Linked DNA regions of Homo sapiens: region 1 is linked to region 2. Evidence: read pairs that join two places in POLR2A ChIA-PET (ENCODE). Cell type or tissue: CD4-positive, alpha-beta T cell. All regions are shown on one strand. Region 1 overlaps LOC105376626 (a long non-coding RNA gene). Region 2 overlaps SLC1A2 (solute carrier family 1 member 2).

Evidence for each region. ChIA-PET counts read pairs that join two places held together with the same protein. Peaks named below come from ENCODE experiments on the same cell type or tissue, not always from the same donor. Only the 100,000 strongest peaks of a DNase experiment are listed, where the experiment ranks them.
Region 1: POLR2A ChIA-PET joins it to region 2 with 6 read pairs; 3 of 35 experiments call an interaction of 5 or more read pairs at or near these places.

Annotation. Positions count from the first base shown.
Region 1 is chr11:35,043,279-35,047,278 of GRCh38, forward strand. The region is part of intron 2 of LOC105376626 (a long non-coding RNA gene); the gene reads right to left. Among named protein-coding and RNA genes, the nearest start is that of CD44-DT, 93 kb to the right of the region's middle. In CD4-positive, alpha-beta T cell, no CTCF peak of the experiment used is centred here; DNase peaks (open chromatin) are centred at 903, 1,431, 2,123 and 3,693; H3K4me3 peaks cover 736 bases; H3K27ac peaks cover 2,646 bases.
Region 2 is chr11:35,328,664-35,332,663 of GRCh38, forward strand. The region is part of intron 1 of SLC1A2 (solute carrier family 1 member 2); the gene reads right to left. Among named protein-coding and RNA genes, the nearest start is that of SLC1A2-AS1, 49 kb to the left of the region's middle. RefSeq lists an enhancer at 1,723-2,282. In CD4-positive, alpha-beta T cell, no CTCF peak of the experiment used is centred here; a DNase peak (open chromatin) is centred at 2,468; H3K27ac peaks cover 2,706 bases.

The DNA.
Region 1 (4,000 bases), 290 kb before region 2:
TAGTTTTTCTAATACTGCATTTTTAGATCAGTGGGTGCTAATAGTACCAGACACACGTGTGCACAGGCAAGCGCACACACACACACACACACACCACACATACATCCAAGAAAAGCTTTTGCTTTGAAGAGATATGTTAAAAGGGCTGTGAACCATTGTTTCACATGTGACCCTCTTGTCTTCATACATTAACGGATACTTTCCCCAAAGACAAAAAACAAACTTTGAGAAAGGCTACCTGATTCCCAAATTGAACAGCTCTAATTTGATAAATCTTGATAACTCAGAGGCGCAGAATGACCAATTCTAGAGGATAATGAGATGTCGTGTGGCCTCTTAGTTCAATCTCAGACCTTTTAAAACATGTGCTTTTTTTACTGGCAACCTGGGATCCTGACCCTCCTGTTCAGAGAGATGACAGGTAAAAAGTATTTGGCTTGGGTTAAACATCTCTGCTTGTTTGGGGACAAATTGCTTGGTCTTTGCATACAATAGTTATTTTTAGGGAGCAGATACCATGTAATTTTGGATTGCCAGTTAAGTGGAATCTTATAGCTGAAAAGGACCAGCTACCTACAGAGGAAGACATAGACTCATTCTGGGGAGTATAATAACTCGTCCAAAGCCACACAGCTAATAAGCAGAGCACGTTTCTCCTAACAGTAGACAGGAACTGTTAAACTAAATTTGGGCTTAAGAAGCCTTCTCCAAGTCTTACGTAATGAACTACAACCTAATTTAGTATGTAAACAAATTGAAAACCTAATTTAGGAATTTGCCTTTGTAACATATAGCTGAGTCTCAGCCAGTTACAGCAGCTGAACTTCAGCCAATCACAGCTGCCAAACTGTTCTCAGCCAATTACAGCAGCTGAGCTTTAGCCAATCATGGCTGCCAACTGTTCAAACTAGGTTCAAATAAGACAGACACAAGCTGTAACCAATCAGTCTGCCTCTGTACCTCACTTCCATTTTTTTGTATGTCACTGCCTTTTCTCTGGAGAGAAATACAACCTGCACATGTGGTGAGGCAGAGCATTTTTGGTCTGACATGCTGCCCAATTTTAGAATGGCAAATTAAAGCCAATTAAGATCTACACAACAAATCTAGTTATGTAGATCTTGATTGGTTAATTAAGTAATTTTTAGTAATTTTGTCTTTTATCAGAATCAAACTGTGGATTGTGATTTGAAGTGATCAAAAATTACTAGCTTTATCTGTCAGAATATGCTAGATTATGTTGCTATAAAAAATGACCAAAAAATGTTGGTGGGTTAACATAAAGGAATTTTATTACTGTTTCATCCAAAGTCCATTGTAGCCTGGAATGATTCTCTAAGATACTTGCCTCCACATGGTGGCTCAGTGATGCAGGCTGCTTTAACCTAACAACACCTTCATTTCAACAAAAAAACTTCACCATTGTCATAGCAGAGAGGGAGCATACTGGAGGGTCACTCACTGGCAATTAAATGCCTTGGTCTACATGTGACACACAGACCACAGGCACATGACCCTTTCCAAAAAGAGAGGAGAATGGGATGAGAGGAAGCACTAAACATCTCCACCGTACCACCCTCCCAGGGAGCTAGAAAATTCCATTAGTTATTGTTAGGGTAAATTTCAAAAGTTCTCTGACAGTATTAATTTATTAAGTCATTATCACCCAATAGCATATAAATCATAAATTATTTCATCAGTTTTGATTTAGTAACTAATATTTTGAAGGACTAAACAGCTGTGGGGAAAAATGAATTTTAAAATTCCTTTTCTAATTAAAAAAAAAAAAAAAAAAAAGCAGTCCAGGGATTTAGTGAAGCGGGACAGAATTATATGGGAGGCACTTCCGGGGTGGGGGAACAGCACTGGAGATGGATGGTGGTTGAGGCCGTGAATGTCAGAGAGAGGACTTTCCAAGGGAAGAAGGTGCTGAAAGAGGATGGAGGCTGTCATGACCATCGTCCTTGAATTTCCTCCACGTTGTCCATGTGAGCAGAGCACCTTTCAAATGTCTGTGGATATCACTTGAATGACACCAAGTTTTATCAAACCTTTGATTTTTCTGTCTGTCTGTGATGTGCCTTCCCTCCCCATCACCCTAGCAACGCTTTGAAAATAACTCGCTAGGCTAGACGATTGGGTTTCCTGTCACATTTTAGTGTCTGCCGTGCTGTGAAGACTGCGATGGCAGAGATACACATTGCGGAAGGAAGTCAAGCTTGTTTTCAGCATCAGTTGATTTATTAGATCCTTGATATTTTCCAGGCTACTACAGATACTTCTGTTGGCCTGGCATACCCAGGTGAAGCAACCCACCAAGGCTGGGAGCTTTGTTAATGTTTCACAGCTGAGTGTTTACCCAAGTCCTTTAAGCCATCTAGGACTATGGGATGGACTTAAACACTCTTCTCTTTGAGTTCTCCCACCTTTTCACTCTGAGCTGAAAATATTAGTGAAGAGCCACTTCTGTCCTCAGCAGGTATGATGTTTACTCTCAGACTAAAAAGTGCTATAAATGTTATAAGAACAAGATCTAAGGGTCTTGTTGACATATTCTAATGGAGTTTTCTTTAAAAAATGGGCTAACAGAGGTGTCACTTATTAGTCTAGTGCATGACTTTGGAGTCAGACTGCATGGATTCACATCCTGGTTCAATCACTTACTAATGATGTGGTCGTAGGCAATATACTTAATCTTTCTGAACCTCAGTTTCTTTAACTTTCAAATAAGGACAATTGCATCTACTTCAATACATTCAAAGCACATAGGAGACGTGCAATAAATATGAACTCTTATTGTTCTTGCTGTGCTTTCAAGATATTTCAGGGCCAGGAGGCTCATGCCTTTAATCCCAGCACTTTGGGAGGCCAAGGCAGGAGGATCCCTTGAGGTCAGGAGTTCAAGATAAGCATAGGCAACATAGCAAGACCTTTGTTCTACAAAAAAGAAAAAAATCACCGGGTCTGGTGGTGCAAGCTTGTAGTCCTACCTACTTGGGAGGCTGAGACAGGAGGAGTTTGAACCCAGGAGTTTGAGGCTGTAGTGAGCTATGATTGTGCCACTGCACTGCAGCTTGGACAAAAGAGCAAGACTATATCTCTTAAAAATAATGAGTAAATTAAAAGATTTCTGGAGAGAGGATCTGATAATTTGACATCTATGACTATCATCGTCATTGTCAGTAGTAACGCAAGATCTAACATGATAGTACTGGCATGTACTTCATTTTCCAAATCCATAAAATAGGACTAATGTTGTTGGCCCTTCCTGCCTTACTGGATTATGATATATAAATACATAAGTGAAGTAAAAGATGCTTGAAAATATATTTATACTATTGTAGATATGAGATATTGTCCATTGTCTTAGACCATTCGGGCTACTATAACAAAACACCATAGATTGGGTGGCTTGTAAGCAACAGAAATTTCTTTCTCACAGTTCTGGAGGCTGTGAAGTTCAAGATCAAGGTGTGGGTAGATTTTTTTTCTGCTGAGGGTCCAGTTTGTCATAGATGACACCTTCTCACTGTGTCCTCACAGGATGGAAGGGGCAAGGCAATTCTCAAGGCCTCTTACAAGGGCACTAATTTATTCATAAGGGCTCCACCTTCGTGACCTAATTACCTCCCAAAAGGCCCCACCTCCTAACCATCACCTCCTCTCCTTTCCTTGGTAATTAGCTCCTACCTATCACCTTGGTAATTAGCTTTCAACATATGAATGTGGGGGCACCCAAACATTCAGACTGGAGTGCTCTGCTCATCTCATACAAAGTAACAGCAGCAATGGCAGTGGTGGTGATCGAGTATCATTGTCCATCCTTTTGGCATGTATGTTGAGGCTGTCTCTGTGTGTGACTGGGATTGAGGAGGCCCTGTTTTATTAGGGGTGGGGGAAGCTGGCTCTCATTGCACTGTCTTTGACAGAACCTTGTGCTGTTGAGAGCATTGCTTTTGACATCCAATATTTCTATCATGGAGTCTGAGGCACCTCTGTC
Region 2 (4,000 bases):
CAATAGACATCGACACTGAACATTTGGCCAAAAGAGTGATTTTGCTGTTGGGGGATGGGAAGGATCCCAGAGAGAAGAAAGTTAACACCTAGTCCAAACCAGAGCCTGATCCAAGAGCTACATACAACAGTCATGGAACCCTAGAATTTCTGGACTAGAGAGTCTTCCTGTCCCCTCTCAGCCTCTGGACAAATGATTATCTGGTCTAGTGGCCCCAACTCTGTCTCTGGATCACTTGTTAAAAATACAGATCTCCAAAACTTATGTCCACACAAAACACTGCACAGGGATATTTATAGCAGCTTTATTTATAATTCCCAAAACTTGGAAGCAACCTAGACATCCTTCAGTGGGCAAATGGATAAACCATGGTACATGCAGACAATGCAATATTATTCAGCACTGAAAAGAAATGAACTATCTATCCAAAAAAAGACATGGAGGAAAAATAAATGCATATTACTAAGTGGGAGAAGCCAATTTGAAAAGGCTACATACTGTATGATTCCAACTATATGACATTCTGGAAAAGGCAAAACTATGGAGGGGCATGGTGCTGAATAGGTGAAGCACGGAGGATTTTTTAAGGCAATGAAAATACTTTGTATGTTACTATAATGGTAAATACACATCATCATACATTTGTCCAAACCCATGAATGTACAACACCAAGAGCCAACCCTAATGTAAACTAAGCACTCTGCATGATAATGAGGTATCAATGTAAGTTCATCGCTTGTGATAAATGTACCACTCTGGTGGGTGATGTTGACAGTTGGGGAGGCTGCACCTGAATGTGAGCAGGGGTATATGGGAACTCTCTGTACTTTCCACTCAATTTTCCTGTAAAACTAAAACTACTCTTTAAAAAACAGCATATTAAATAAAAACAAACAAAACAAAGCACAAAACAGATCTCCAAGCCCCATCCCTGAATATTCCAATTCATCACATCTGGATGGGGCCTAGACCTCTGGGCTTTTGCAAAAGCACCCAGATGACACTGTTGCAGCTAATCCACATACCAATGTCTGGTCAATGCCTGAACAGTTGCAGTGCAGGGCAGCTTATCACTTCTACTCTAACCATCCCGCCGTTGGATAGCTTTGACTATTAAGAAGCCCTTCCTTTATGGTGAGCCTATATCTGTTTCCCTGCAGCTTTTACCCACAGGTTATTTTTCTATCCTGTGGAGCTACCTAATAATAACAGTTGCCATCAGACAATGTACTGGATGCTTTACATGCATTATTTCATTGACTTCCCACAACACTCTCACAAGATAGCTACTATTATTAGTCCTTCTTTATAGATGAAAAACTGGAGGTCAGAGAGAGGAGCACATTTGCTCCAAGTCAGGCAGTTGGTGAGTAGATGAGCTGGGATGGCAACCCAGCTTGGCCTGAACAAGGTGCACACACTTAATCACGACACTTACAGAAAATGAAGCTGAATCCCTTCTCCATCTACCAACCTTTGAGGCATATGAAGTTTCTGCTCAGGGTTTTCTCTTCTCCCAAGTTTGTCACTATCCTGGTTAAAGCACCTCAAGCTACTTACTTGCCTGTGCCTCCCAGACCTGCACACAACCTTCCAGGTAAGGGCTGGTCACTTCCCCACTCCCCTAAGCCCATCAAAGACTGCCTTTCTCACTTTCAACCTCCAGCACGTCAGATTCTACCAGAGCTGAGGCTTCTGCCCTGCCTTTGAAAAACTGAAGGGCATAGGTAATTTCACAGTAGAGAAAGAAGGTGGTAGGGAGTACTGGTAATGAATAGAACCATTTATTGACTTTTTATTCTGTACCAGTGATAGGTAGAGTAATGCCCCAACAAATGTCCATGTCCTAATCCCCAGAACCTGTGGATGTGTCAGATTACATGGCAAAGGGGCTCTAAGGCTGCAGTTGCAAAGAAGGTTGCTAATCAGCTGACCTCAAGATAGGGAGATGCGCCTGAATTCTCCAGGTGGGACCAGTGGAATCACAGGGGTTCTTATGCATGAAAAAGGGAAACAGAAAAGAAAGAACTGAAGGATGGCAGCATGACAAAGACACAGCCCAATGTTGCTGGCTCTAAAGATAAAGGAAAGGGCCAGGAGCCAAGGCATGTGAGAAGCTTCTAGAAACTGGCAAAGGCAAGGAAACAGACTCCTCCTCCGAGCCTCCAGAAAAGAATGCAGCCCTGCTGACACCTTGATTTTAGCCCAGTGAGACCCAACTCAGATTTCTGGCCTCCAGAACTATATGATAATAAGTTGTCTTGTCTTAAGCCTCTTGATTTGTGATCATTTGTTACTGCAACAATGGGAAACTAAGGTAGTACCAGACCTTATGCTACACTATCTCATTTGTTGTTTACAAAAAGCCTCAGCAGAAGGTGATAGACATAGAGAGTTTCCTGTCCACACCCACACCTCTGCTGCTTCTAGAAATCTGCTCAGAGAAGCAGCATGCTCAGCCAGACACTGCTTCTCAGCCTCCCTTCCTGAGATGTAGGCTGAAGTGTTCTGCTCCTCCCTTCCTCACTTCCTCCTGCCCTAGAGAAATGCAGACCAAAGTAACATCTTTCTCTCTTTAGCTAATCACGTGTTTAAAAGGCTCAGCAACACCATGCCTCTAAATGGCTTCCATCGCCCATGGAAGCCTTTCAAGGCCTCCCAGAGGACTTGTGCAGTTCTTTACTTTGGTTCCTTCTAATGAGCTGCTAAATTTGTGGCTATTGAAAGTGAACTAAACATCCAGTCCCTGTTGATCCCAGCAGTCCAGTCAGTTTACTGACTGCCCAACTGCTTCTCAACTAGTTTGATCTGCTAAATTTACAAGTGATAAACTGAGCCATCCAGTCACCCCTGAAGGGTAATGTTCTCACCAGGAGAATTTCTTCTTAAGAGAAGAATGTATATTTATCACTCTGGTAGCTTGTGGAGACAGGCTGGTTCACAGGGCTTTGTGCTGATATGGCACAGTCCACAAGTGCAATACATCCTCTTGCACGATCCATTCTCTTCCCACCTTTTCCATACACAGATGCAGTTCGTGGTGTTTGGGGAATATTTTACTTCGCACATTCGAACCTGAAATCTTAAGTGACTCTTTGATGTTGTCTCTTCGAATAATCTTTTCCTGAGCCCCCAATCTACTTTTCATGCCTCTGAGATCTTAACGTTGCACAATTCATCACATTCATATGGTTTGCCTCTCCCACTAGGCCTTAGACTCTGTGAAGGAAGGGCCATACATCTATCCCTGGGCCCTGTCCATGTTAGGTGTTTAATAAGAATTTTTGAGAGACTAGTGATTTGGAGGTACTAAGGGGACCCAAGTCTGCAGGGACTGGGAGGTGCCTCTGACAGCGAGTGGCAGGACCTTATCAGCTTAAGCATCTCCCATGGAGATGGCTTTGGACAGAAGCCTAAACAAAGCACAAGGAAAGGATCAGGAAACCTGAAGTCCACCAGAAGCTCCAACTAATGTTTAGTGACCTTGCCAAAAGCAACTAGGGCTTCTAATTACCACAAGTGATCATGACTTGAATTTTTATGCACTTCCTGAAGTCATTCCAGCAGCACCACGTCTCCTCAACAGCCTGGAAGTGGTGATGATGTGGTATGTTGGCTACCGGGTCATCAACACCACTTAATTCCTTAGCAACTGAGGTGAAAAGCCTTCATCCCAAGTGCCTTGGAAGAAAGGCTTGTTCCTGCTCAACTCGTAAAGTCTCAAATTTATGCTGAGGATAGTTTCTCGCCGAGTGACTTATCAGGTTGACTCTTAAATTATGACATCAAAGCAAGGAACATGTCCTGTTTTTATTTGAATCCTCTATATAATGACATGTACAATGCCAGGCACCTAATAGGTGTTCAGCAAAAGCTGGTAGATTGAATTATGTATATGACAAAATTAAGACAGAGGGGTCAAATAAGACTTACAGATAAGTCCAGATGAGATCTCTGGACTCAAATATATTCTAGGGCTTTGAGTTAACACAGAAATGGC